Regions from separate parts of the Homo sapiens genome. Here region 1 is linked to region 2. The links are chromatin contacts, found by Hi-C in ENCODE. All regions are on one chromosome and are shown on one strand. The core of a region is the stretch at or near the end of the contact, and the rest is flanking DNA. Distances in the headings are between cores, read along the strand shown.

The links. A loop is a pair of places that touch in the nucleus more often than their neighbours do. Pooled maps may share reads with other maps.
Region 1: a loop to region 2 is called in a map with no recorded cell type, with 6 times the contacts of the local background. The contact joins the promoter of PAX7 here to the promoter of IGSF21 in region 2. A Hi-C loop is called at or near these places in 8 of 37 single-sample maps with no recorded cell type and 9 of 50 pooled maps.

The regions. Positions count from the first base shown.
Region 1 is chr1:18,629,426-18,632,125 of GRCh38, forward strand. It overlaps PAX7 (paired box 7), which reads left to right and starts at 1,421. Exons shown (of 9, transcript NM_001135254.2): 1 at 1,421-2,263. The coding sequence starts at 2,179. RefSeq lists promoters at 1,105-1,890, 1,294-2,204, 1,928-2,204.
Region 2 is chr1:18,106,418-18,109,117 of GRCh38, forward strand. IGSF21 (immunoglobin superfamily member 21) reads left to right here and starts at 1,381. Exons shown (of 10, transcript NM_032880.5): 1 at 1,381-1,781. The coding sequence starts at 1,712.

The sequences.
Region 1 (2,700 bases), core at 171-2,670, 520 kb after region 2:
GGCATCTGTCTTCTCAGTTAGAGAGAGTATGAGCTCAACAAGTTTTTCATCAGGGCCCCCATTCCCAGAAGGCCCCCCCAAAATCTGATGAGCCCCTTGTGCTAGGAGAGTGGGGAGAGGAGGGAGATCTGTCACATGCTGCAAGGGGCAAAGGTCACAGGTGAGGCGAAGGGGAGGGATGGGGACACCCTGGGGCCAGCCAGCGGTGAGCGCCCCAGGCTAAGACAAGGCTGACCCCACTGCCGAGAGAGGGCGGGCAGGGGGTGAGATTGAGGGCTGGGTTCATTTTATTGTATTTTGCCTCCAGCGTGGGGCCAGAGACGCTCTTTCCCCCGGGAGACAAAAGGCCTGCAGTTGTGGCGTCCTGCCCCGCTGGGAGGGCGTTTCGCCCCCAGGACTCGGTGTCCCGAGGTTGAGGCTACTGGTCACCCTGGCTTCAGAAAGCGAAGAATTCAGGAACCTCTGATCACCCCACCCTGACTCCTGATCATTCAGTTGGGGCGTCCCCTCAAACCCACCAGCAAGGAGCTCAGAGTTGGTGAGTTCAGAGCTGTATCAAGTCTTGACGGGCTCCCTCCCTCCCATTTCCCACCTCTTTGGGCCCCCAGATCCTCACACCAGCACCAACTCCCTGTAAACCCAACTACCTGCTGGAAAGGAGTTATAGGCCCGGCCTGGGGGCCTGAGGAGGACGGCGGCGGCTGGAGACGTCTGCACGGGGCGGAACTGGAAGGGGAGGAAGAAACCTGTGCCTAGCACTTGGCAGACCCACTTTGCCAAGCCTCGGAACCAGATACGGTTACTGGGGGCTTCTCAGAGCGGCAGGAAGGTAGAGTAAGAACCGGACACCGGGGCTCTGACATTACACAGAAAAGGTCAGAATTCCTCCCTTCAAGTCACCCTAGGCCGGTTCCCGGGGAGCCTCACTGGAGGAATTTCAGAGGGTGTAAGACGAGGGAGAAGATGAGAAATAGGGCGGACTCTGGCCCTCGGAGGCCAGAGAAAAGGCGAGACTCCAGAGAGGCGCCGGACCCGAGGCAGACATTCCCATACAGCCGGGACTCCGAGAGCAGCCGTGGGCGACCTGGGGGCCGGGGACTCGGCGGATCCGGCCCATTCATCAAAGGAAGGCACTGGGACAAAGTTGGCCCCCTCCCCTTCTCCCCCAGCCCCCAACTCGCCGGGATCGGCTCCCTCTCTTTTCACGGCGGTTCAAATTCTCCCCCAAAACGAGGTCGAGCCGGGGATTAGAAAAGAGGGAAAAAAATATTCGTTGGCGATTTCTTTTCGTTATTGGTCCTCCGCTCCCTTGCGCCCTGGCCCCCTTCCCTCCTCATGAATAAAAGAAAAGTCCGAACCTATCAGATCGCGCTCACTGCCTCCTCCTCCTCCTCCTCCTCCTCCTCCTCGTACTTCGGTGAACACTTTTGCACAACTTACCCAGCTGATCACTCGCGCCCCCTCGCTTTTCCATTTCTCTTTCCCCAACCCCGTCACCCCCTGTCTCCTCCGTCCAGCCCTGAAACCCGAGGAGGCTCCTTCTTCCGTCTGTCCCCGGGTCTCCTAGGGGACGGGGCTGTGAAAGCTGGTGTGGAGGGAGAAGCGAGTGTGGTCCGGAGAAAGAAGGCGTGGAGAAGAGGGAGGGAGCGAGAGCGAGAGAATAAATATATAAATAAATACGAGAACGAAATCCACTCCGCAGTCTCCGGGCTCGGAAACTTTGGCCCCGAGCGCCAGAGCGCCAGAGCGCGAGAGCGCGGCGCTCGCCACTCTGAGGCTGGCGGCCTCGATTCCGGCCGCGTTCCCCCGGCCCCCCTCCGCCGCGGGGCCTGGTCTCCGGGTTCTGCCAGGCGCATCAGCCCGCACAACTTCTGGCCGAGGCCAGCCGGCAGAGGCGGACTTGGGGTTGGAGTGTTTGTTTGTTTGAACTTCCTCGTCGTCGCCACCTTCCCTCCCCCCAACCTCCACCCCACCTCACCCCCCTCCCCAGCTTCTGGACGCGTTTGACTGCAGCCAGGGGTGGGGGGTGGGGGTAGGGAGTGTGTGTGGAGGGGAGGGAGAAGAGGTTAAAAAAAAGAAGACGAAGAAGACGGAAAGAAAGAGATCGCAGCAGGGGTGAAGGGAGCGGACGGGAAGCGATTTTTGCCGACTTTGGATTCGTCCCCGGCGTGCGCAAGAATGGCGGCCCTTCCCGGCACGGTACCGAGAATGATGCGGCCGGCTCCGGGGCAGAACTACCCCCGCACGGGATTCCCTTTGGAAGGTAAGAACGCCCAGGCTGGCCTCGCCGCGACTCCGCCGCCCGGAACTCGGGGTCCTTGGAGAGGCTGCGGTCTCCAGGGGACGGTGGCGGCGCCGGCGATAGCAGAGGGATCCCGTTCTCTTCTGGGTCCCAGTCCGGGCGCGGAACCCAGGGAGTTTCTGGGACCCATACTTGTCCGCTTCTGCGTGGGTTTCACTGCCCGGCGGCCTTCGTTTCGCAGGTCGCTAGCTGCCGGTCTTTACCCGCAGGGCTGAAATTCTGGTAGATTTGGACTCCTAGTAAATATCAGGTCCTGGTGAATTTCAGCTCTTTCCACTATTTCCAGACACTTCTTCCCTGACAGTTTCTCGGCTCTCCTGGCTCGCTGGCTGCCAGCTTTCTACTCTTGTTTTGAATTATTTTTTCCACCCCCGGGATTGGTCTTCCAGTCCTTTATT
Region 2 (2,700 bases), core at 131-2,630:
AAAGCCTGTCAGGTGAACGTATGCTTTCAGATCTTCATAAATGCAAATCGCTCCTTCTGGGGTGGGTGAGCAAGCTGAGCCGCAGAGCTGCCTTGGGAGGCGATGGGGTGAGGTTCCAGAGGGCAGGAGGAGGGAGCAGTTCACTTTCATGGACATCTCTGCACAAAGCTCACCCAGAGGCAGCCCAGCAACCACCCATTGCCCACCCCACTCCCTACACTCCTCTCAGAGGGCTGCTGGAGATGGAACTGGCTATAGACCCATTGCCCATGTAGGTAAACGATGCAACAGCCTGACTCAGCAACCTGCCAGAGCTAGGGAAGCTGGAGATTCTCCATAGAAGGCCTGGGTAAAGGGACCCACCTGAGTTCTGAGCAGGTTTTGCCCCTGGTCGTGCTGGTTTTTCTGGGCTTTGCCAATCTTCTGGGTCCCTACCAATGGTGAAATTCTATCTCCTGAACTTCCTCATCTAACCACATCCCCAGTCCACTCCAAGGGCTAGAGTACCCCTCCCCTTCATCCTCGCAGGAGGCCTCAAAGTCCACCGCCAGGGCTGAGGCTCAATGGTGTGTGTGTGTGTGTGTGTGTGTGTGTGTGTGTGCTCGCGTGTGTGTTGGTGGGAGAGTAATGGTAACATACAAGTCCCAAACCTGTTCTTCTCGGACCTGGGAAGAAAAGCTGTCAGGTCTGGCAAAAAGGTGGAAACTTGGTCTCTGCCAGGAGGAAACAATCAGTTCCTCACCCTTCCTGGCTGGATCCTAGCACATGGGAAAAAGACAGAACACACCCCATTTCCGTGGGTCCCTGGGGGAAGGAGCAGCCGTAATTGGGGAAGTTTCAGAACATGGAAACCCCTTAATCTTGCCCAATGAGGGCATTCATCGTTGGCAAGGTCAGAACTCCAGAGCCACACCCTGCCTGCCCTGCTCCCAGGATGGCATCTTTCCCTCTCGGGAGGGAGGCTGCCTCCTTTCATCAGGCTGAGTAGCGGGGAGGGCGATGGTAATCCCGGGGATAGGAGGGGCTAGGTAAAGGCGGATCCGATGGAGCATAGCTTCCAGGGCGGGGTGTTGGGTCACCTGGGTAAGGGTTAAGAAGCTGGAGGCAGCAAGCCAGTTTTGAGTGAGGGGGGACCTGAGTGAGGGGAGAGGGGAGGTTAGGAGGGGGTGAGCTCTCCTTCTCCCTGCAATAAATCGGCTTAGCGGACGAGAGCCGAACAGCCCAGAAAGGATTAAAGAAAAGTCTGTATAATACGCGGAGAGCGCGGCGAGGGGAGGGCAAGGAGGGCGGGGGGGCGGGGAGAGGGGGAGGGACGGAGGGAGGGCGAGAGGAGGGGGGTGCTCGCGCCGCCGGGAGAGGCGAGCGCGAGGCAGAGAGCGCGATTCGGCTCCAAACTCCGGCGCTGCAGCCGATCGGACTCTGGGCCGCGGTGGGCACCGCGCGCAGCTAGGGAGCCGAGAACCGCGGCGAGCCCCGAGGACGCCCAGAGCGCGAGGGTCGCTGCGCCTCGCAGAGCCGGAGCCGAGTCGAGCCGGGCGCCCGGGCTGCCTGGCCGCGGCGGCATGGGGGCGCCCCCGCGGCTCTCCGCGCTGCCCGCCACCGCCTCGGCCAGTGGCCGGAGGCAGGAGCGCGTCTGAGCCCATGGCGAGGGGACCCGCCGCCACCGCCTCCACCCCCGCCGCCCCGCCACCGCCGCCAGCTCCCGGGCACCATGCGAACCGCCCCGAGCCTCCGCCGCTGCGTCTGCCTGCTGCTCGCCGCGATCCTGGACCTGGCGCGCGGTGAGTGCGCGGGCGCCTGGCGGGAGCCGAGCGGTGAACGTGCGCGGGGACGGGGTGCCGGGGGAGGGCGCTGGCCGGGGTCGCTCCGAGAGGCTCGGGCTACGAGCACCGGTCCTGCCCGGGGTCTGTGGAGCTGGTTGGCTCGATGAGGGAGGGAGGACGCCTCTTGGAGAGCGCTCATGGATTTGTGCCAGGGTGTGTGTGTGTGTGTAAATTGTGTGTCTTTGTTGTGTGTCTGGGTGAGGGTGTCCGGGAAGGAGCTGTGTGGGCAGAAGGTGCGGGAGTGTATTTAGAGATGCAAGTGTGTGTGTGCGTGTGTGTGTGATGGTGTGGGGTCTGCGTGTGAGTGAGCGAGGGTCTGGATGGGTGTTAGAGTGTCTGTGTCAGTTACATGGAGAAGGTGTGTGTGTGAGAGTGTGAGCGAATGTTGGGGGGAGGGTGTGAACATGTGCCACCTTCCCTGTGAGGGTGTGAAGTGTGTGAGCTTGTGTCACTGTGGGTGTGAGGTGTTAGGGGGTGGGTATGTGAGGTTTGGCGTTTCACGTGTGTCCCGAGTGTGCAGGTCTCTAGGGGTGTACGACAGCGGATTACTATTTCTGTGTGCACAGGAGATGGGACTGTGACACTGGACAAGAGTCTGCTTATGTGGGATGGGTGGGGGTGCAGGTGCCTGGGAGTCGTGGGCTTCATGGGGCTGGGAGTGTGTGTATGCGTGCCATGGAGCGTGTGGTTATCGTGTGCAGGGAGGTATGGACGCTTCCGGGGCTGGGGAGTTGTGAGCAGCTCAGTGTGTGTGTGTGTGTGTGTGTGTGTGTGTCCCGCCGTGTGGACTTGCTCCCGGGTTAGGCTAAGACAGCTAGAAGGAGGTTGAAGCCGAGCGGGTTCTCCGGAGCCAGTGAGAGGTGGCTCCGCAGCCCCA